3 separate regions of the Mus musculus genome follow, and regions 1 and 3 are each linked to region 2. A link is a loop called in an ENCODE intact Hi-C map of the cell type or tissue named here. Cell type or tissue: gastrocnemius. All regions are shown on one strand.

Region 1 (8,000 bases), 130 kb after region 2:
CCTACTGATATTCCACGTCCCAGCCAGAGTTCCCAGAGCCTCCCAAAATAGTGGCACTGAGTAGGGACCAAGTGTTCAAACATAAACCTGTTGGGTACATTTCATATTCAAAGCATAGCACTAGGGCTGTGCATGCCTTAAGCTATCATAGCAAAGCCCAGTAGACTGACTGTGTGCTTCAACCAACAGAAACTGTTGTCCACTCTTGAGGTGTTGGGAGCACTATCCGGGGCCTCCCTCCCCACCTAGTGGGTGCTGTCTTTACCTATGTCGTCACGTGATCGTTCTCCTGTATGCATCTGTGTCTCAATTTCCACTGTTGTATATTTTAATTTAAAGAAACAGGGTCCTGCCATGTTGCCCAGGTTGGCATCAAAAACCTGGGCTTCAGGGGCAATCTTTTCCTAAGGACACTAGTCAATACTAGACTAGAGCCCACCTTGATGACTCTATTTGAATGTAAATTTCCTCATTGAAAGTGTTATCTCTAAAGCAGGCACAGTATTGGAGCTCAGGGATTTGGCCCTGTCCATGCCCCATGTGAGTGTGCGGAATGGATTAGTTATTGTGTGCTCTGCTGAGACCCGGTCCCGCCTTGATTTCTCAGGGCTCCCTTAGCTCTCAGCGTAGGACCTTAGCTACCAAGGAGCCCTGCTGCTCTGAACTCTCCAGCGTGGAAGTAACCTGGGCTTGACCGACAGTTCTCGCCCTCTAGCGCAAGACCCCGAGTTCCACAAGGAGTGCGATGAGTTCGGCTTCCAGTGTCAGAACGGAGTGTGCATCAGCTTGATTTGGAAATGCGATGGGATGGATGACTGCGGGGACTACTCTGACGAGGCCAACTGTGGTAAGATGCCGGAAGTCCCGCCTCCCGCAGCCAGCCTTCCTGTTACAGGCGATGGAGGATGCTCAAGTGCCTTCTGCTGCCTCAGCAGCACAGGGTGCCGGCTTTCAAGTCCTCACGGAAGGAACAGACAGGGAAGCTGGCATCCAGTAGGTGCTAGGGGAAAGCTCATTCCACTCCCTTTTTTCACGGGGCCACAACCCATGTTCGGAAGATAGTGGGTAAGGGAGAATGGTATCTTGGTTCCTTTTCTTGTGGCAGGATGCACAAGAGAGCCACGTTTAGGAAGAAACGTTTATTTTGGCACACAGTGTAAGGGTGCAGTCTGGCACAGGCAAGGGGATTATGACAACAGTGACCCCAGACAACCACACGCAGAGTCAGGAAGCCGAGAGAAGTGAGTGCGGACCCTCGATTCAGTTTCTCCTTTGTACCCAGTCCATGGCTGCAGCCGGTGGAACACGCCACCCTGACTCAGCATGGGCCTTTCCTGCTCTGCTAAACATTTTTGGAAGGACCATAATCGGCACACCCAGGGGTGTGTTTCCATGACGATTCTGAGTCCAGCTGTATATTGACTGAGATCAGCCGTCATGATGTTCAGTGCTGAGGAGTGTACCTCCCTCTGCCAGTTACAGACCATACCATCATCCTTGGGCTGTCTTCACACTTAAACTATGTCTTTGGTGAAGTGTCATGGTTAGAACTCAGAGTGACCATTCTCAGGGTAGCAGAATAGGTCAGAGAAGTGGGACTTGGGGCCTAAGAAGATGGGGTGCTGTTGAGTTTTCATGTGTTCCTTACCCCTCCTTGGACCCACGAAGATGCCATATGTTCTTCCAGGGAGTCGGACAGGTGCCCTAGGACTTGGCCCTTGGGGAGATAAACATAGATGAATCCTCTAGTTCACACCGGTGCAGTGGAAATGACTGGTGTGTTTGATCTCTACAGAAAACCCCACGGAAGCCCCAAACTGTTCCCGTTACTTTCAGTTCCACTGTGAGAATGGCCACTGCATCCCCAACAGGTGGAAATGTGACAGAGAGAACGACTGTGGGGACTGGTCTGATGAGAAGGATTGTGGAGGTGAGAACCCCAGGTACTGGGGTCAGCCCGAGCCCCACCCAGCCTGGGCAGCAGGACAGCCCTGCCTGGCTGCAGACCCCCACTCTCTCTAGAGTGCCTGGCTTAATCCTTACTCTTTGGCTTTTTGTGATGCTGAGTTCTTCTGTGATCTTTCTTTCTCATTTTGCATGTCTGTACAGATGCTCATGGAGGCCACGGGTCAACCTCCGCTGTCGGCTTTCAGTCTCTTTTCACCTTGGTTTATGAGACAGTGTCTTACTGGGGACCCGGGGCTCACCAATTAGACTTAGCTGGCTGGCCAACAGACTCCAGAGATGCCTGTCTGCCTGTCTTACCCTCCCCCCCCACCCCCACTGTGGACACAAAAGCATGCTCCACTATGCTTAGCATTTTGTATAGGTTCTGGGGATTGAACTCAGGCCCTTGGCCCCGATCCCCACTCTCTGTTTTCCAATCTATGTGATCAGTTTTCACCGTCTCCAAGGCTACCCATTCCTGCTTCTGAAGGGCTGACTGAGGGAGCCCAGAGCCTTGATTCTAACGTTTGCTGTGCAGCCCCCGCCCCCACATTTCTCTGGACTATCTTTGAAATGTCAGAGGACCCCATACCAGTGCACTTCAATATAGTCAGGGGCCCCGGGTTAGAACATGTGCTGCTGTTGCCCTTTGCTTTCTCACCTTGGGCCATTGATGCTTTATCTACAGCCATGCTAGGCCTGGGTGAGAATGGTCCAGCCACCTGGGCCTTCCTTATTGCCTGTCCACCCGCTTCCTCTAGCAGCAGTCAGGAGCCCTTGCAAGAGCAAATGTATACGACTGTTACATTATTGCAAGTGTTGTAGCTTATTAACTCCCCTAAGCAGTGTGGAAAGGCTGCCATCTCTTCAGAAACCCCTTCCATACCCCATATAAATGCTATTTACATGAGCTGATGTTCAAGGCTGTGTCTGACACTGGTCTCCTTGGGCTGGTGCAACAGGGATGTCAACATAGGCTTGGGACACGTTTTTTAATTGGTGATCAATCTTCTACTAACACTTCTACTAACACTCCTTGCTTGTTCTTCCTCAGATTCACATGTTCTACCCTCCCCGACCCCCGGGCCCTCCACGTGTCTGCCCAATTACTTCCACTGCAGCAGCGGGGCCTGTGTGATGGGCACCTGGGTGTGCGACGGCTACAGGGACTGTGCAGATGGCTCTGATGAGGAGGCCTGCCCCTCTCTAGGTGAGTCCTGGCCTTGATGTGCCCAGTTGGCATTTTCTTTCCTGGAGGGGACTCTGGGAGTATTGTGTACCAAGACTGTGTGGCAACCCAAGAGAAGCATCCCAGCTTTTAAACTGCTCTGTGTGTTTCTGGCCAGAAAAGTCCCACTCCCCTGCCTGCCACCCCTGCTTCCCTTACAGTGGGGAATTACAGATGGGGTAATAAGGCAGTGTTTTGTGTGTGTACAAAACTTAGGGGAAAGAATCATTTTTATGCTTGTTGGCTGGCTGGCATTCCCTCTAAAAGAAGGGTGACCACTGCCATCTAGTGGCTGATCACAGAAACAGCGGAAAGGTCTGTACAACCTGATCTTTGAGGTCCACCTTTGAGAAGTCACCTGTCCTGTAGGCAGAACTGGGGTGAGGGGGCCGTGTCTTTCCCTGAACTGCAAGCAGTCCCAAGCTTGCTTTTTGAAAGGAGAATTGACACTTGGTTGGACTGCTTTGCACAGTCCTTTTCAGAGCCCAATCTTAGGTCTGCAGAGATCCTCTTCCTCTGTGCACACCCCAGCACTTCCCTTTTTAAAAGTCACCAGTGGCTTCTTGCTTGGAAAATCAGAGGAGGCCTTACGGTCTAGTGGTGGAAGATGCTGTGACTGCTAAACAAATATCTTAACTTAGGCAGTCATTTTTAACTGGTGGGTTGCTAATTCGTTTTTTAAATTTTGGTTTTTAAAAATCGTAAGTGTATATTCATTGTACAAGATAGTGGGTTTTATTATGATATTCCCATATATGTTTACCATGTGTCTTGGTCACAGCCACCTACATTATTTCTCAACTTGTCACCTTGCCCCTTCTCCCTGTGGTCTTGTAGAAGATCAATTTTTTTAAAAATCCCCCTTATGTGTATGTCAGCGTGTGTGTGTGTATGTGTGTGTGTGTGTGTGTGTGTGTGTGTGTGTGTGTGTGTGTGTGTGTACTCATACCTGTTCACATGTGTGGAGGTCAGAAGACCACCACATCTTTGGTCCTTGCATCCCATCTTGTTTGGGACAGCCAGGGTCTATTGCTGTGTATAGATGCATATGCCAATCTAGCCGACACTTGGGGACTGGGGACTCTCTGTCTTCATCTCATCCTAGGAACCCTGGGATTACTGCAAGGCAAGCACTTTATCCACTGAGCTATCCTCCCAGGCCAGGAGAGCAGTTCCCAACACCCAGCCTTTCCTCTTTCCTTCCTCTTCATTCTTCTTTTCTCCCCCTACCTCTCCCCAGCCCTCTCCTCTGCTCTCCACCGCCCCTTCTCTTCTCTTTGCTCTTCTGCCTCTCCCATTGCTCTGTTCCTATCACCTCTCTTCCTTAGTTACTTTTTAGAGTGAGGCTCTCACTGTGTATCCAGGCTAGCCTCGGAGCGTGTTGTAGCACAGCCTGCAGAGACCGTGTTGGGTGGCTCCTATGCTGCGGTGGCTGAGAACGCCGTAGGAGCATCTCGGCGTGCTTTGTTCAGGCCGTGTTCCTGTGCTTCTTACCCGTTGCTCCTGATGCTCCTGTACGGTTGTCTTTGTGAGGCTGACCACCACTATGTCTCCATGTTTCTCCTTTCTCTTCTTCTCTCTCGTGGTTAATATAGAAAGTTCCTGGGAGAGAATACGTGGAGAGAGATCTGGGGACTGACACGTTTGAAACTGTTTTTGCCCTGTCTTCAGGTTTGATTGATCTGAGCTGGATTTAGGAGACTAGCTTGTCAATTGCTTTGCTTTAGAATTGGAAGGCCTCTGCGGTTGTCCTTTGAGTAGCTTTTAGGAAAGCCATGGCCAACGTGAGCCATTTCATTTTAAGTTTTCTGCTCGCTTATCATATCTCCCGCTTGGCTCCTGTGTTCTGACTTTTTACTAGGCTGTGCTTCGATGTACATCCTTTTCCCATCTAGTGTGGAGATCCACGTGTCGGGGTTTGAGGGATCTTTCCTGGAACTGTTTAGTTAATGGAGCAAGCCTCTCTCTTCTCCTGGTGACCTTGTTGTCTGTCACTGTCTGTTGATTGGATCTCCTCATGCTCTTTTTGTTTTGTTTGTTTGTTTGTTTTGTTTTGTTTTGTTTTGTTTGAACAAAATCCCTCTGTGTAGCCCTGCAATTGGCTGTGTAGAGCAGACCGGGCTCACACTTGTGGTAATCCTCCTACCTCTGTCTCCTGAGTGTCTGGGATTTCAGGCACGAGTCACCACATCTGCATCTGCGATCCTTACTCTTGCCTTTTTGGTTTGTTTCTTTGTTTGTTTGTTTTTTGTGTTTTTTTAAAATCTTTTTTAGCTATAAAGATTTGTATCTTTTCTAACTGCTTTCTGTGACATTTGCCTCACGTCACCAGCTCTTCCTCCGAGTGTCTTCGTTTCTGTTATTCTGGATTCACTTGTTTTTCATGTTTATTATTGTTCCTTTCAGTACTGTCCCCATTTGCATGGAGAATATGTGTATGCCCACGAGCATACTAAAGACATTTGGCGTCGAAGTTTGCGTCTGTGTGTGTTTGGTGGCGAGGTGTGTATGTGTAGGATGCCTGCACAATTTGTGTGCCTGTGGGTGCGCACACAGGGGCCACAGCAGGACATTGGCATTGGGTGTCTTCTCTATCGCTTTCAGCTTCATGCTCTGAAACAGCCCTTCACTGAATCTGCTCTGCTTTGTGACAGGGGTGCTGGGTATTCAGAATCAAGTCCTCAGGGTAGTGGGTCTTAGTCACTGAGCCATCTCCTCAGCCTCCTGACATTTGTTTCCTATAAAGCTGTTTTTCCTCCAAACAATCTTTCTTAGAGCTATGTGTGTGTGTGTGTCTGTGTCTGTGTGTGTGTGTGTGTCTGTGTGTGTGTGTCTGTGTGTGTGTGTGTCTGTGTGTGTGTGTCTATGTGTGTGTGTCTGTGTGCATACTTGTATGTGTGTCTATGTGTCTGTGCATGAGTGTGCATCTGTGTGTAGGTGTGTATGCATACTTGTGTATGTATGAGTGTGTGTGTAAGTGTGTGTGTGCACACTTGTACGTGTGTATGAGTGTGTGTTCATGTATGTACACACTCCTGTGTCTGTGTATGAGTGTGTGTGCACACTTGTGTGTCTGTGTGCATGAGTGTGTATGCATGTGTGTGACTGTGTGTGCACACTTGTGTGTCTGTATATGCATGTGTGTGACTGTGTACGCACTCGTGTATGTGCACATTTGTGTGCGCGCACATGCACATGCATGCATACATGCACACGTTGCATTTTATTTTGTTTTTGAGGCTAAAGGCTTTCCTTAGATAACTCTTTATAGCTACATGTGTTTTAGAACAGGAACTAAAATGCTGAGCACTAATAGGTTCCAAGCACACTACTGAGCATGTCGGCTTTGTGCTTTGTGGCTAGCCTTTAGCTAGGAAACCCCAGGCCTTGGCAAGTTCCTTGTTTATCCATGAAGCTGTCAGTGTACTTAGGCCTCCTGCCTATACTGTAAGGTCTCATGTCAGAGCTCTCGGGAAGTGTCTTGGCTTCTCATTGACTGACTGTAAGTCAGTACCTCTGTTACCAGTAGCTTCTTCTTTCTCAGGTAAGGCTGCTCAGACAGCCCACTTTGATTCTTTACAAACCACAGTCAGCCGGGCTTCTGGCCTACTCAGATATGGGCAGTCGTCTCCTGGGGCTGGGTCCAGAGGGAGATGGTAGCAAGGAGGCTGCTCTGAAACTTCTGACCCTTTTCCGGTCGTCTCTCTCACATGATAGTTGTTGAGCCTCTGGGGGACCCTGTGATGTTGAGCTGGCTGGCTCAGAGCGTTCTCTTCCAATAGCTTCCGGTGGGATGCAGCCCCTCTTCCCTCCACACTCTCAGCACATTGAAAAGTTGAACAGTTGCTCTTATAGGCAAGCTTCCTCCTTACCAAAAAGTAATTTTAAAAATGGCATTTTCCTAGCAAACTCCACTGCCGCCTCCACTCCCACCCAGTTCGGGCAGTGCGACCGATTTGAGTTCGAGTGTCACCAACCAAAGAAATGTATCCCCAACTGGAAGCGCTGTGACGGCCACCAAGATTGCCAAGACGGCCAGGATGAAGCCAACTGCCGTGAGTATCCTCTCGTGGCCATTGAGTCCTGAGTCCCCTTCTTCAGCTTCGTCTTTGGGCAGCTGGTTCCTGTCTGCCTTGGGTAACTTTGTTTACTGAATTGTCTATGAGGGCCTTAGCGCATGGGCACACGTCACAGTATATGGTAGTGACACCAGATTTAACAGGCTGGCTAAATGTTAAATACCTGGAGCATGCGTCCCTAGCAGAAAGATTCTGAATGGAAGAAAAATATCTTGAATGAGGTTTTTTTGTGTGTGTTTTGTTTTATTGCGGAACATATTTAATTCCTAAAAGCCCCTGTTGGTAAAGCCATGGCCTTTTGGAAGTATTCAGTGAGCATCTTAGGCATTTAGAATATTCTATTGGACAGATCCCCACTGCACTGTTAGAACCTCACCCCTCACCCCTCACCCCTCACCCCTCACCCCTCATCCCACCCCTGGTCACTGGCACTGGGACTTTCCTCTGTGGCCTTGCTCTCATTCCACGTTGAATGTCCTTATCAAGGGAGAATACACCAAGCCCAACACAGAGAAATTAAATGCCGGTTAGTGGAAAATCCTACATTTGCATGGGAAGACTGAAGAAAGCGAACCCCTGGGGCAGTCCGATAGCAGGGCCGGTTTACCTCATGCTCACGCTCACCAAAGCCACGGTGGGAACAGCTTAGCCAAGAGCGAGCTGTGGCGTCAGGTGAATGTTAAAAAATAATTAACAGGAAAGAAAAGAAGCAGGCCTCCCTCCTGGCTGATCAGAACTCGCTAATT
Region 2 (8,000 bases):
GCAAAGGTGCTGGGATTACAGGTGTGTGTCATCATGGTCAGCAACACTGGTCACATCACTCAGCATCACTCCATCACCTCTGCTCTCCATTCATCTGCGTGGGTCTGTTGGAGATCCGAAAAGGAACCACTCAATATGGCGACCGCATGCTGAGCCCTTTGGGCTGCAGCACTGAAAAGGGCTCAGAAGCAGCCTGAGAAACAAAGGCTGGCTGACTTCTGCCCCCCCTCCCCCACCTCACCCCCACAGAAGCCTGAGAGGAGCTTTCAGTGAAGTTCCCTTATCTGACCAACGGAAGTTACTCAAGAAGAACCCAAGCCATAGCCTTTAACATCCTTACTGGCGTCTCACCAAACAGACGAACTCACAAGCATGGTTCATCAGCCTATTGTGCACATTCTGGGAAACCCTAGCTAGGGCTCTATTGCTGTGGAATAAGAAGACTTTCCTTTGCAGTCTGCTTCCTCTTTTACAAAACCTTGCCATCACCTCTCAGATTCTACAGGCCCCTAAGCTCAGAGGCGTGGGCTGTATAAGCGTCAAACCTGCCCCTTCCTTGGGTCTTGTATATTGTGTGGCTCTCATGGAGAGTGCACAGAGTAAGTCTGTGTATCTCTTTTGATAATTTGACTATTACCAGCTTATTTCTTGGTGGGCCTCTAGAGGGAGAGACACTAGTCACTTAGATGCAGAGAGAGTCTAGCCAGGGTCCAAGGAGTGATGGGGAGTATTTCCAAAGGTCCCCAGGTAAGAAAGAAATCAGAGTATGTTTTCAGGATTCTGCCCTTGCCTGCCCACTTTGTCTTCAGCTGTCATTGTTATTTTAAAGTTCCTCCTTTCCTGTCATCCTTTCTCCTCCCCCCTTTCTCTCACAGGGAGAGCCTATGTCTGGGTCTTGGGTGTTTTAAGTAAACACTCCACCTGTGAGTTATATCCATGTGAACGTCAGAAGACAACTTGTAGTTTGGTTGTTTGCCCCCACCATCTGGGTCCTAGAGATCAAACTCAGCTCATCCAGCTTGGCCGCAATCGCCTTTTCTGGCTGAGCCAGCTCGTGAGTAATTGGACTTGCTAAGTTTCGTAGGCTTATCTCAAACTCATGATCCTCTTGCCTTCAACGTCCCAGAAATGGGATTATAGACATTAATCTCGCAAGTGCTGGAGTATGGGTGTCTTCCACCATACTCAGCTTTTGCTAGGTGTTTCCTTTATTCATGTATGTATGTGTGGTATGTGCTATCATACATATGTGTGTTTGTATGTTTGTTTATGTGCATGGACACACGAAAGACACATTCATATGTGTGTGTGTGTGTGTGTGTGTGTATACATTCGTGCACAAGTGTGAAAGTGTGGCCCCCATATGGAGATCAGAGGACAACTTGTTGTAGATGTTGGTTCTCTTTCTCCACTACGTGGGTCCTGGGAATTGAACTCTGCTTACTGGGTTTGGCAACAAGCACCGCACCTTTCCCTGCTAAGCTGTCCATGTATAGATCCATGCATATTGATTTTTGTAGTGATGTTGTCCAGCATCATAGCAAGGCCGTGGGTAGGGCAGAGAGGGCTAGAATACATCTTCCCCTTGTCTATGGCCCTGGGGAGATGGAGGAAGTACAAGCTTTTTTACAACCCAGATCTGGTTTTGAAGTTAGGAAAACTACCCCGCTTGGATTGCACAACTCAGCTCTGACTCCTGTTCGGGGTGAACTTGCCCTGTGGCTCTTCCGCTCTCACCTCTCACGCTCTTGTAGGAGTCCCAAAGGTAGAGAATAATCTTACCGACCAGGGAACCCTCCTAACCCCTGCCCCAAAAGCATAAACAAAAGAGAAAAGAAAAAACAAACCCACCAAACCCATGTAGAAACTTGCCACAAGACCAGAACCATCATGCAGACCTCCAACGCTGCCTGCACAGTCCTTTGCTGTGGGGAGTGTCACAGTTTTTTTTTTTTTTTTTTACATACACGAGCTCACTTGCTTGGTACTCTGACTGTTAGCAGAGGTGGGGTAAGAACTAAGTCCTCTATTTTATAGGTGAGAAAACGGAAGCTCCAGGGAGGGCATTCAGCCAAGTCCCCATAGCTAGAATTGGGCCTTTGCCTTAAAAAAATTCAGTGTGCTTTCTTTCTCCTGTGCCCCATGGTTCTGCAGCCCACGGTCTCCCCGAGAGCCGACTATCCACCTAAGAATGGCTTAGAATGTAGATAATGATTAGAGAGGAAGGCATTCGAGGAGTAAATTAACCGTGTTCAAGCATTCTTGCCAGTTTTATAGCATTGAAATTACAAATCCAAATCAAAATGAGCAAGTAGCTGGTCCTGCCCTACTAATCCTTCCACGCAAATTGCCACCTGAAGCTGAAGCCAGCAGTTCACAGGGGCAGACCGCTTTGTCTTCCACACAACAACTAGAAGCCGCTTGGGGTTGTTTTCTGCTGAGAGCCTAACTCATCGAAGATGGTTCTCATTAAAGATAGCCTGACAAACAACCGATGATCAAATCTCATGCAGGGTGTTCTGACTGTAGGCTGTTCCTTTAGTCTTCTCCTGGGAGTCAAAGATGGCAGAGGTGCTGATGGTTCAGTGGCTGTGAGTTAGGTGGCTCAACAATCATCTGAGTTGGGGAGGGAAAGGGTTGTGGGAGGGTGGGAGGCTGCAGAACCTCAGCTGGGGCGGGTTGAGGGAGATGAAGGGATGCTGGCATTCTTTCACAGGTGATAGTCATATTTTGAGCTCATAGTTACAGAGGCTGGGAGGGAAGTCTGTGAGCATGGCGTTGGCACCTTCTCAGCTTCCAGCAAGAGCCGGATGCTGCTTCAGCTCATAGGAGGTCTAGCTGTTTTAGAGATAAAACAAGGAGGGCTCCTTGCTTTATGAGAACTGCTTTAGGCGGAGCTAAAGTTCAACTGCTCTACCCACTGTTCTTGGGAGAACAAACTTACTCCACTGAGAAAGGCCCGGTTCCTCTCAATAGCATAATCAACCCTTAAAGGCACCCACCACAATGGCAATACACTTCAACCCAGGGACAAACCCAGTTCAGATCATGACAGGTTCTGGCGGGTTGCCCAAAGCGGTATAGATTGGAGGGAGGGAGGAACGAAGGAACTAGATTAGGCTAACTAGACTGAAGTTGAATGGCAAGTAAACAAGAGACAGAACCAAGCTCCGGGCTTGCTGAAGTGGCAGAAAGGTGTGTGTGTGTGTGTGTGTGTGTGTGTGTGTGTGTGTGTGTGTGTGTGTGTGTGTGTGTGTGTGTGTGTGTGAGAGAGAGAGAGAGAGAGAGAGAGAGAGAGAGAGAGAGAGAGAGAGAGAGAGAGATCGAGAGAGATCACCTTCCCTTCTCTAAACCAATGGACGGCTTTGAGTCATCCCAATAACCAGGACTGGAGTCTGGAGAGACCTAGGATGAAATACAGGTTAATACTTAACTGCTCCCACCAGCTGGGGGAAAAATGTATAAAAGCGGTTACAATCTGGCTCTTGGAGCTGATTTTAAGGTGCATTGAAAGTGCACCCCGTCTTTGGGCATCTGATTCCTCCAGTACATGAGCAGTCTTTACAGCCTTTACAACTAATGGTGTTTGGTTGAAACACACATCTTAGCTCTGAGAGTGGCTCAATGCTGGAACATCTTAAGGGACCAAAGCAGGAGGCTGGTAGGGCCCTGGGCCATGCCTAGTGTAGTTGTCCAGGTGGAGCAAGTATAGCCTAGGTTTTACTGCTTCTGGGCAGGGTGTTTGTCTGCTATACTCTGCTGGACGCAGGGGCAGTTAGTTCAGCTTGATCAAAGGTAGTTTGAGCTGTAGCCATTTCAAGCGCATTTCTGGTAGTTGAAACCACGTAAGTTTCACAAACCAGCAGGTTCATCTTGACTTACTTTGTTGGTGTGCTAAGGGCCAGTTCTGTGGTTTGCTTTCCATTGGAGGTGAACATGAGGCCAAGGCCCAGGAAGGTGGTTGAGTGGCTGCACAAGGTGCAGAGACTGATGGCAGTTTGGGGCGACCAGGGTACCCCAGGAGCCCATGGAGTAGCTAACTCAACCCGGGGAAATAGAGCACGGCGCCCACGCAACTCTTCACTGCGGTAGGGAGGGCGAGGTGTGCGCGAAGGGGACCACGGTGCCCTCAGGCGGGCGCTCCCTGCCTTGACTTCCCCATCCCAGGGGGCGGGGCCGCAGTCGCAGCGAGCGGAGAAAGTGCGCGAAGGGGGACGCGCTGCGAGCTCACACGTGACGGCACGGCGCCGAGCGAGCGGGACCCGGCGGCGGCGGTGGCCGTGGCTGCGGTGGCGGGCGCAGCGGAGCGGCCCGGGCGGCTTGGAGCCCCGGGAGCGGCGCGCGCGGCCCCGGCCCTGGCCCCGCGCTGTCCCGGCGCGCGCTGCACATTCTCTCCTGGCGGCGGCGCCACCTGCGGGAGCGTTCGCCCGAACATGGCGACACGGAGCAGCAGGAGGGAGTCGAGACTCCCTTTCCTATTCGCCCTGGTCGCGCTGCTACCCCGCGGGGCTCTCGGCGGGGGCTGGACGCAGAGATTGCACGGTGGCCCGGCGCCCTTGCCCCAGGACCGGGGCTTCTTCGTGGTGCAGGGCGACCCGCGCGATCTCCGGCTAGGAACGCACGGGGATGCCCCGGGGGCGAGCCCGGCGGCCAGGAAGCCACTCAGGACCCGGCGGAGCGCTGCTCTGCAGCCCCAGCCTATCCAGGTGTATGGACAGGTGAGCACTTCTGCAAGCCACCTCCTTCCAGCCCCTTTCTCTCCCACCACTTCCTCACCCCCGCACCCATCCTTTGCAGTCGCTTCCCAGGTGCTGGCTCCGCTTGGGGACTTCCCGGCTGGCATGTTTGTTTCATTTCTTTTTCTTCTCCTTTCCCCCTGTACATCACATGAGTACAGCCGTCAGCACTCTGGTCGCATAGATCTTTTTTCTTTTTCCTCCTTTCTGTCGATTTTAGCAGATGTGTTCCAGGTAACTGGAAGGGTGCAGAGCCTCTCTTCCCTAGCCTGTATGCAGACAGACTAGGGTAGTTTCTGGCAGGATTTTGAGGGGTACAGCATAAATTTTACATCTGGATAAAAACGGGCATAACCCCCCTCCCTTCCACCCCAACTCCCGTACCATCCTTTGGCAGCGGGAGCGAGAATCCTGCAGTTGTAAAGCACTTAAGCAGAATTGCAGAGGAGGGCATGCCATGTTTATTCTCATGAACCCCAGTAAAGGTGGGCAACTCTCAAAGCGCTACGAATGCCCCTTGTGTACCCAGTAGACATATGTGTGCGTGTGAGCTCGTGAATATCTGCGTGTAAGGCTGGATTCTCTTCGTTGGGAGTACAGCACATCAATCCGTCCCCTTTCCATCCCAGCCCTTCAAGGTGATGGCTTTATTTTAGATAGAAACTATCTCTTATGACACTTGGGATTTGAGACTACTGCAAGAAATTTGCTGGGCTTAATATTCATTAAAGGATTTATTTCTATCCAGGCAATGGGTTTATTAGGTCATAAGTAACACACATTTCACTCATGGCCCCCACTGACTGCTGGGTTGCCAAGTTGAATTTGTCCCCCTTCGTATCAGCGCTGGTGGAATCAATTTGCCCGTATTATTGTCTACTCAGAGACTCCCAGTCCTTCAGTTAAGATTGACATCAGCAAAACTAGAAGGTCGGTGGGAGAGAAATGGTGGGCCTGATGGAGCTGACCAACACAACCATGTCCCAGAGCGACTGTTGCTTTCTAAAGTACAAATTAAGTGATTAGCTGGGGGTTCTGCCTTTCTTCACTGATTTTGGCTATAGCAAAGTCTTCCTTCAGGCCATACATAGAGTTAAGCAATCAACTCCTGGAGCCAGAAAGCGTCTCATAAAACATGCCACCCTATTGTGTCACCCTATTGTGTCACGTTTTGAGTGAAGAAACCCAAACTGTGACAGGTGCGATGACTGGTCCAAGGTCACGCAGGAAAGGGCTGTGAGCACTGTAGTTCTCTTGCCTGCATGGTCTCACTGACCTTTGGGTGCTGGGAGGTGGGGGGTCACCTTGTCTCTGCTCAGTGCTTCCTAAACATCTCCTTTCTAAAATAAAATGTATATATCGTTATGAAGACAGAGGGGCGGTTGTGTGTGGGTGGGAGTAGCTGACATCTGCCCACCACCAGACCACTTGCCCCTGGGCAGGAATGTATACCAGATGACCTGTAACTGCTTGATGGTGTATGTATGTGCGTGTGCGTCTGTGTGTACGTGGTGTGTGCAGCGCTTAGACTCCTGAAGCCCACCTGCCCTGTTTTGGGCCCAGATCCTTGTGCCCCCCTTTTCATCCCCATCTGAAACTTCCTTTTTGTAATTTGGAAGTCAGCAAGATTGCTCTTGGCAGGCATGGCAGCTTGGAATTGCCGAGGGTGGGTCTCTCCAGCTTGCTGAGCTCTGCTGTGCTCCTGAGAGGGTGGGCTGGGTGTGGGAGGAGTGAGTGTTCAGGTCCCCTCCAGCCTAGCTTTGGTGGACAGAGGCACCTTCTAGTCTCCGTGGCATCCATGCAGGTGCTCTTTATTTCCTCCTTCCTTAGGGTTTGCCCTGTGAAAATCTCCCAGGGATTTATAGCAAGCTAGAGACGAACTCTGTCCTCTTTGGGAGCCTCTCCAAACACTTCCCCCCCACCCCCCGCCCCCTGCGCTTTGCTTTCATGTCTTCAGGCCAGCCAGACTGGTTCCATTGAAGGATGCAGATCCAGCCAACAGTTGGACTCAGAATGAGGCATTCCCACACAACAGTGAGGATCCCTCCTGTACCCGTCCTCACTAGGGCTGCCTTCCTAGGCCCCCATTCCCTATTGCTACAGGTTAAGGAAAAAAATAGCATTACCCTTCCTTGTGGAGGAGTGGACTCAGACAGAAGGAAGACCTAACTTTATGGTATGGGATTTCTGCCACAAGCTCTAACCTGGTGCAGGCCCTTCGGACTACAGGCTCAGGAAGCAGTGACTGAATGGCTTAGGGGCTCTTCTCTGGGTCTCTGGGGTGATGTATGTCTATTTGGAATCACCTCTGTAGCTGAGGTGGCCATATGTGTACCTCGGTTTTTCCTGGGACATACCCAGGTATGAATAGTGCCTCCACCCCCTACCCCCCCAAATGCGGCTGTGTTATTAATCTGTATGCTTGTTTGAACTCTTACCCTGCACCAAGTTATATAAATTCCCTTCAATTCTTAAACCCACATAATTACAGTGGACAGTTGTCTGAAGGGGATATGTTTCTCAAAACACACACACACAAACAAGCAGCAAACAAAGAAAACAATTGAACTCGAGGTCATTGTAAACAAACAGGTGATAACCAGCAGACCTGTCACACTCAACCGGCCCTTACCCTACCGTGGGCTTATGTGGCTGAGGGAGGCTCTGGACCTGGAGTGATGGCTGGGGACAGGGAGACTTAGGTGCTCTGCAGTTTCTTGTCCTTGGGCCTTGGTGAGGGTAAGGGAGTAAGGGGACACTTGTCAGAGCTGGAAGCAGAAGCCAGGGAGGTGGTGAGAAGGTCACTAGCCTCAGGGGGGACAGAAGGAAGGCTTTGCCAGGGAAATTTTGGCAGAGAAAGGAGCCTGTTAACAGCATGTCACACTGGAGTGACCCTTCTTTTACCTTCCTCACTTTATGGAGTAAAGATTTTGTTATTTTGACTATATTCCTTCTCAGGATCTTTTTCTTAGAAAGATTTCCTAATACGAGGAGAGTGGTTCTGACATGATCACCCAGAAACACATTTGCAATAGTAGAGACCAACAGACCAGATTCTAAGGCTTTTCTACATAAGTTCAAATTTTACAAGGAAGGCCTATCCTTTAAAAGAGGTCAAATTAAAGGAGGAGGAAGCAATAGCTTTTAAATATATAATATATGTAATTATTATTGACAATAATCTCTAGTACATTTCTTGATAACTGTGCATATTATTAATGATTTAATAATGTATAAATATATTTAATTAATTTATATATTAAA
Region 3 (8,000 bases), 85 kb before region 2:
GGGGATTCTGAAACACATTTAGGCATTGATTTGACTTGACAGATAATATGACAGAACATCATTGATACTACAATACAGGTTCTTGGGTCTCATCCCAGTGTTCTCCAGCTGTTGTCCAATAACAAAACTGACTTCCTGGCAAACAGATGAGCTCTTCATCCCTGGAAACATTTTTGTACTGGCTGGGTGACCAGATTTCTGCAAAGTCAATAGAGAATCCTTTGTTGGTAGCCAGTTTGAATTATCATAATGATTTTTTTTTTAAAAACCCTCTCTAGTATGACTTCTAAAACTGTTTCTGGTTTATGAATAGAAGTTAGAATTTTTTCCTTGAATTCTTTGTGTTTGCTGTTAATGGACTGAAGCAGCAATATGAGTCCAGGTACTGAACTGAGTGGTAGTATCTTGTAGTACCCAGAAATACTTAATACTTGACTGTCCCACTAATATTTCTATTACTTTAACAGGAGTACAACTTCGTGGTAATTATGCATTGGTTCTGATATTCTTCCCAGACAGAAGAAATCAATATAACCAATTATAGAATGGGGGGGGGGGCACGGACAATGACAAAGATAATTCAAGTTCATCTTTTGATTGAGGAGATAATACATTCTTACATTTGAATATGGAACACCCATTGATTTATTATAAACCACAAATGAAACTTAATTAGCAAAAGCTAGCTCAGCAGTAGTTAGAACACTCTCCAGACTCCCCTCTCCTTCTCTCTATCTTGAGTTTTTTTCCTCCTTACTCCATGTCAGTCACAGATAGCATAGATGTTACGATTGAACATGTCAGCCCCTGTCCCTCTGCCTCGCCCCATGTAGGATCTAATTATACACACTCAGTCCTGTTTGCTGGGCAGCCAGTCCTGACTAATTGGTGTAGGCATTTGTCCCCTTGCTCAGGCATTGTTTGTTGAGTCCTTTATTTTAAACCTGGGCTCTGCAACAGAACTAGAAATGGGAAGATTGTAGCTCGTCCTCAGCCAGAGAGTCAAACGGGATCCTAGCAATTGAGTGGCATTTATAAACTCAGGGTCTGATTCTTTATTCTTTTTTATATCCACTGTGCCATAACCCTAACCACACAGACTCAAGCCATTCAGTGGGACTGATTCCTCCATTTCTCAATGGTTCTTTGGCCTCAGCCCTGGGATTGCAGACCTCCTTCAGCCCCATGTCCCTTTGTTGAAGCCCTACTAACCACTCCCATTCTAGTCTCGTGGCTATAATAAGATGGAGCTAAGAGCATCCCTTATCCTCTCTAGACCTCCACACACCCCCATGCTGATTTCTGGCTATTCTTTCCTTAGGGAGAGATTCTCAACGGTGGCTCCTCATCAGAATGGTCTTTACTAGCTACTCAATCAATTTACCAAAATTTCTAAGGAAGCCTGGTGTGCATACCTGTTAAACAGGTTAGTTTTTATTGTCAAGTTAACTCCACAGATAAAACACACACACACACACAGAGTTGTTCCTTTTCAACTTGCCTTCTTGGCACAGTTGCTGGGTGCTACTATCTCTCGCCTGGAAAAGCATGCCCTTATCAGTACTCTTTGCTCCATACCTCCCATCTTCCCTAAACTTCAGTAACTAGTCCCATCTAGCTCCTGCCAAACATCCCTGGCCACCCACCTGTAGTAGATGCCACAGGCCGAAGCTCCTCACAAGACCCCACATGGTTGCTGGGATCCTCTACGGCTTTTCTTTGGTTGATAATTGATGTAGGTCCCAGCCTACTCTATAGGTCGTGCTACACTTGCACGGAATGGTCTTGGGCTGTATACGAAACCTAACTAATCATGAGCCTGGGGGAATCAAGCTAGTGCAACATTCTCCGTGGTTTTTACTTTAGGTTCCTATGTTGAGTTCCTGCCTTGACTTTCGTCCGTGATGGGCTTTTGGTGAGAATGTTTCATCACAGCAACAGAAAGCAAAATCAAATGCCTGTCATCCCAGACCTTGGTAGGCTGTGAGGCTAGAGGGACATGGGTGAGGTCATTCGGGCCTACACGTTAATTCCAGGCCAGCTCAGTCTGTTGTGGGAAATCCTGTCTTGAAAACAAGTGTTTCTCTGAAGGTCATCAGCGCCACTGCATTCGCCTGAACTCCTTGCGATACCCACATTACTTCGAGTTAAGCTCAAATGATTATAACTCCCCAGCCCCAGAAGATGTGTTGGATTCCTAAACCAAATCTACAGTATCTCAAAATGTGACCTCATTTGGAGATATGCTCAGTACAGGTATAATTAGTTAAGGTGAAGTCATAGGCCAGCACAGCAAGTCCTTCATCCAGTAAAACTGATGTTACTCCAAGAAGGGGGAGAGGTGGACACGAGCCAGATAAACAGTGGGGAGGATGTGAAGGCAGACAGTGAGACAATGGTTAAGAGCACTGACTACTCTTCCAGAGGCCCTGAGTTCAATTCCCAGCAACCACACGGTGGCTCACAACCATCTGTCATGGGGGGTCTGATGCCCTCTCTGGTGTGTCTGAAAGACAGTGTACTCCCATTCATAAAATAATAAATGTTAAAAACAAAGCCACCACCTAGCTGGTGGTGTTTTGTTATAGCTGCCTAGGAAAGGCATACATGTGCCACATGGCTGCTTCCCTGCCGTGCATTACATTTAGGAAATCCAAAGGAGGAGGCTGGGGACCACAGCCCTACTGTGCTCTGAAATATTGATACAGCATGCAGGCCCCAAGAGCCTGCAGCTACGTTATCTCACCCCCCACCCCCACCCCCACTTCTGAGCTGCTCTCTCTCACTCCAGCTCACTCTCCTTCCCATTTGATTTGACACCAGCAGAGACTTTCTGTCTTCTTAGCTAACATCTTTCTGGAGACATAAAGAAAAGCAACTACTTCTATGTACAAGATTTGTTCTCCTCCCATCTTCAGGTTTATAGGCTGCACAGACAGGAAGCAGAAAGAAAGAAAGAAAAAAAAAAAACCAAACCAGTCAGCTAACAAGCCATCGATCACTATCCAGGATAATGGATGCTCGCTCTCTACAGTACATTTGCTTTTCGGCTGTTTATCTCCCAGCACTGCTGATCCATGCCTCTCTCTCACCTTGTGAAAATAGATACAGAGATAAACTGTTGCTTCTGGACTGAGCAAAATTAATTTGCCTACAGGGAAAATGGACCTAACACCAGGACTTCAAAGAACAAGTTAAGGTAGGCCACTAACTCACAAAGCTCAGACAAAGTCCAAATCCTCTGTTGCTAGTGCAGAAACCAGAGGCAGGTCTACAGAAAAACAAAAGAATTTCATTATAAAGTGGCAAACAGGATGCGTCTGGAAACAAGGGCCGGAGGCAGGAGAGTAGAAGCAGAAGGAGAGAGTCTGCTTCTGACTCATCTCTGTGTCTATCTTTGTAACTCGCCTCTTTTCTATCTGAAGACCTGATCTGTAACTGGCTCACAAATTCACACGTTAGTGGTCCAGCCGTCAGGCTCTGTTCCCTGAGAAGGGACTCTGATCCCATCTTGCTCTTCGGCAGTAGGTATAGGAGGGTGAAGGGAGGCCAGTAGTGGGTGGCCATGCAGAGATATGGCTGTAAGTGGTAGTGTAAGGGAAAGTGGGCCAGCCAAACAAACAGCGCCAAGTATGTGGTTCATTCAACTATGGTTCTAGAATGGTACTTTCACAAGCTGCTTGAATGAACCACATGGATGTGACAGGGGTGCCAAGAGAGGAGTGGAAAGATACCACAAAGTGACTCATTCCATGTTCTCGTTCGGTGAGATGACAAAGTCCCAGAGCTAAGAGACCTGTTTACTTAGAATCACCCTCCTGGCTGCTCAGGCCCTTGGGATAAGTTCTTTATTTGGGCAAACCTCTCAGTCTTTTAAGCAGTTAGGCTCCTGCTAACACCAAGAGCTACCATATTGGTAAGTTTTCTTGTTGCTGCAACAAAGTTACCGAAAAAGCAAGGTGAAGGGTTTCTTCTGAATAACAGTTTCAGGCAGGTCTATCACGCTGTCTATCATGCTGGAGGAACCTGGTGGTCATGGTGACCAGATTGTAGATCCAGTGTGGAAGCAGAGACAGGTGAACGCTGATGAGCAGCTAGCTAGCTCCCCACTTCTATAGGACTCCAGGAAATGGAACTGCCTGCATCTACGGGGAAACTTGCTACCTCAACCTAATCTATTACAATCCCCCCCTCCCCCGACACACCTAGAAGTGTGTTTCCATGGTGATTCTAGATCTAGTTAAGTCAACAAAACCTCTCAGCCTCAGTGCTCACTGAAAATGTGTCAAGAAGAGCCCCTAACTGGGCCCTATGACTGGAGCTGAAGGTGGGTTAGAGACAGGAAATGGTTCTTCTGACTCAAAAGATGATTGCTTCCAGGGGTAGATTAATTTCCAAATGCTTCCTAACTATGTCTTTCTAGAAACTACAGTACCTAGTATAAGCATTCAATTTATTATATAAAATGATCTGCATTCAGATCCTGGCCTCATACTAACGAGAGGTTGTTTACCTTTCTAACCCATAGCTTTCTTATCTGTGATGGGCTCTAATGCTCACCTCCCCACAGAACTGCTATGTAGTATGCTATGATTCGCATGTGCAATGTCTTCCCCAGGCCCACTTCTCTAAGCAGCAGAACTATTGTGGAAGACTGTGGAACCTTAGAGGGTGGAGCCAAACTTCAGGAAGTGAGTCACTTGGAGTGGGCCTTTGAAGGTTAGGCCTGGCTTGTTCTACCATGAGTTCTGCCTTCTAATCCTCCCGGATGTGGAGAGCCCCACCACATGCTCCCACCGACACAGACTGAGCGTTTCTTCCTTGGCTTCCCCACTGTGGGGCGCTAAAACTCTCAGGAATCCTGAGCTCAAGCAAACCTTGCCTTCCTTGGGCAGTTTCTGTCCAGTATCACAGTCACAGCAGTGCAACAGTCACTGACATGGAGAAAATGAGACCTCAGCACAGTGTCTGGCTCCACACTCACCGGTAGCTGCCTAATGGCTTCCCTGAAGCCCAGTCATTCATTTCTTCTCTGACTCTACTTTCTGAGGTAGAGAGGGTACCCCAGAACACAAATCCCCAAAGCTGACGCACAGTCGTGTTTAGAAGAAGATACCCCTCACATCAACACTAGGTTTAAGAAGAACATTTGCTTCTAAGGTTGGCTCCCTGTAACTGGAGCCACCATGAAGTCCTATCATCATGTACCACCTGTGACAATGACCTCTACAGACAAGCTATGGAGACATATATATACATATGCACATATATGCACATAAACATATACACACACATACACATACAGTTACATATAAACATATAGCCACATATACATGTATATACACATATACACATAAACATATATACACATACACACATACATATGCATATACAGTTACATATCCAAATATAGCCATATATACATATAGATGCACATGCACATATACACACCTATACAGACACATATATACACATAAACATACACACATATGTATATACATACACACATAAACACACATGCATATACACACATATACACATATATACATACATACACACATATACACATAAACATATACATACATATATACATACATATACATATTGCATAAGGCTAGGGAAGACATTTAGGAGGCTCTTGAAGGAAAATATAGGAAAGCAAAATATTATTAGCATTCTAGTAAATCAATCACAGATGGTCTTCAAAATTAATACAAAAGCAGACTGCTCATTTTCAGTGAGTGCCCACCTTTTTAAAAATAACCTGAAAGTGTCCCGAGACCACCATCCACAAGAGTGAGCAGATACCCACCAGTTCAGCTGAAATTGTAAAAGAGAAAAAGAAAGAACAGAAACGGGTCTTTATTCTTTCCCTTGTGCTTGACAACAGAGTTGATGAAATCGCAGATGATGATCTCCTGGGATGTGGACTGTGGGTCCTTCTCCATCCCTGGAAATGCAGCTGGTCCGTGTGGCTGTTCTGTACTCAGAGGAAAGCTGTGTACTCAGATCCAGGGTGCCACTGTCACCCGAAGACCCCTGAGCCACCTTCCCAATCCTGCCTCCTGTAACCAGTGGCTCTTTCCACTAGAATTCTGTTTATGGTATAATTAATGAAAGCTAATGGCCCTTGCAGATACTTTGCCAGAGAGCCCCAAATTTAAACTCACACTGCTGATTAAGATGGGCTCTTCTCGTCTACTCTTCAGTGCCCAGCTCTGTAAAGCATTTTTAAAGCTTATAGGGCCTCCGAGAGCATCCTCAGTTATTAATCTCAGCATCAGCTCATTCTCTCTCAACCAATACTCCTTTAGAAAGCACACCGAAGGCCAAGCAAGGGGAAAGAGAGCCACTCTGTGTTCTCTTTCTTTATGGAGCAGGCTTCATGCCTGCTTCCTCCTACAGGGAGAAGTCAGCTGAGAGCTGCTGGCTGCATTGCCTAGGCCCCAAGTGTGTGCCTGCTCAGCTTCTAACACACAGTTAAAAATCATGGCTCATGCTTCACAAACATAAATATTTCAAAACCTCTTGCCTTGTAGCCTGCCAGATGGCTGTATCTCACACTTCCAATGTGACAGACTCCAAAAACCTCAAGGACTCAAGTTTGGGCTGGGGTTTATGATCCTGCAGTGGGGGTTAAGGGGGTGGACAGGGAATACAGCAGAGATCTGTCCAAATTAGAAAGAAAAACAAGTGGAAAAAAGCCTTGCGTCATTTGAGTAGAAGAATCTGCTCTAATGCGAGTTGTTTGCAGATAACACAATATAAAAAAATCCCAGTTAGCCAGTGTGGTTTTGTGTTACGTTTTCCTGGGAAGGCACAATGAATGTCCAGTCACCATAGATGGATGTGAGCAATAAATCAAAGTGTGACTTACCCAAGGCCAACTGAGTGAGACCAATGAGCTTTCTTATAGAGCCATGTGAGGGGTTACAGGAGCATGGTGACACCAGAACACCTTCAGGACCACCGAGTTCCAATCCATTGCAGTTAACCATATGTGTGTGTATATATATATATGTATATATGTGTGTGTGTATGTATATATATATGTTAGCATCTCCCAGGCTCAGTAGCAGCTGGAGAAGGAGGGCTCTCCGGTGATGGTCCCAAACCCTCCCTTCCACCACATAGCAAGCGTCTATAGCTCCATGGCCATTACCACAGACCTGGCTAGTGTTATATTGATCTGTTTTCATAGCTACCAGGGGCAAAGCCCAAGATAGCATTATGGTCCTTGGGAAAAGGTACCATACAACACATAGCCAGCAAACATTTTTCTTAAGGGCCTAGGGAGAAAGCTCATTGAATAAAGTGCTTACCTTGCAGGTTTAAACAGCACAGTTTGGATCCCCTGAACTGGGCATAGCAGCCTACCTGCAATCCCGGTTCTTAGGAGGGGAAGGCAGAGTATCCTGGGGAAAGCTGGCTAGGTAGCTGACCAAGTTTGTGAGGTTCAAGGAGGGATCCTGCTCCAATAAATAAAATGGAGAGTGAAGAAGATACTTAGTGTCAAACACTAGACTCCGAACACATATGTACACATGAGCATGGGGACTCACATGCAAACATGCATGCATAAAAAAAACTGTCATGTTTCTCAACTTCTGCACCAGTAGAATTCTCAAGTTCTACACCTACTCCTGCACGTAATCCCTCACATACGCTTTGTAAGAAAGCTCAACTGAACTCATTGGTCTCTTTCAGTTGAACTTTGGGGAGTCATACTTTGGTATCTCTTACAGGGGCAGACTTAAAGAACAGTCTCTTTGAGATGCAGACACTTTTGGATTCCATCCTGTTAGACAAGCTGCACACAACAGAATGACCAAGGGCGAGACCGAGAGACCAGGGAAACCGCTCAGGTTTGTTCATTTCCCTCAGGCCTGTGTTGACTGCTGCAAAGGGCATAGGATGGGGAGATAATTTGAGTTTCTGCTATCTTTATTTTTAGTATTTCTATCATCATATAAGTAATAGATATTCATCAAAAAAAGATT

What was found. Hi-C counts contacts between places; a loop is a spot of excess contacts. Peaks named below come from ENCODE experiments on the same cell type or tissue, not always from the same donor. Only the 100,000 strongest peaks of a DNase experiment are listed, where the experiment ranks them.
Region 1: it touches region 2 in a loop (4-fold over the local background); 11 of 42 quality-filtered maps call a loop at or near these places.
Region 3: a loop joins it to region 2, with 5 times the contacts of the local background. A loop is called at or near these places in 8 of 42 quality-filtered maps.

The regions. Positions count from the first base shown.
Region 1 is chr9:41,995,401-42,003,400 of GRCm38, reverse strand. Sorl1 (sortilin-related receptor, LDLR class A repeats-containing) reads left to right here. Exons shown (of 48, transcript NM_011436.4): 29 at 716-847; 30 at 1,796-1,930; 31 at 3,002-3,157; 32 at 7,081-7,230. Among named protein-coding and RNA genes, the nearest start is that of Gm16214, 23 kb to the left of the region's middle. In gastrocnemius, a CTCF peak has its summit at 3,487 (motif pointing left); DNase peaks (open chromatin) are centred at 3,127 and 3,481.
Region 2 is chr9:42,120,547-42,128,546 of GRCm38, reverse strand. It overlaps Sorl1 (sortilin-related receptor, LDLR class A repeats-containing), which reads left to right and starts at 4,250. Exons shown (of 48, transcript NM_011436.4): 1 at 4,250-4,718. The coding sequence starts at 4,434. In gastrocnemius, a CTCF peak has its summit at 4,419 (motif pointing left); DNase peaks (open chromatin) are centred at 4,374, 6,429, 6,667, 7,505 and 2 more places; H3K4me3 peaks cover 2,830 bases; H3K27ac peaks cover 3,770 bases.
Region 3 is chr9:42,205,480-42,213,479 of GRCm38, reverse strand. It overlaps 4930546K05Rik (RIKEN cDNA 4930546K05 gene), which reads left to right and starts at 4,249. Exons shown (of 7, transcript NR_040754.1): 1 at 4,249-4,327; 2 at 7,746-7,865. In gastrocnemius, a CTCF peak has its summit at 4,826; a DNase peak (open chromatin) is centred at 4,846; H3K27ac peaks cover 1,155 bases.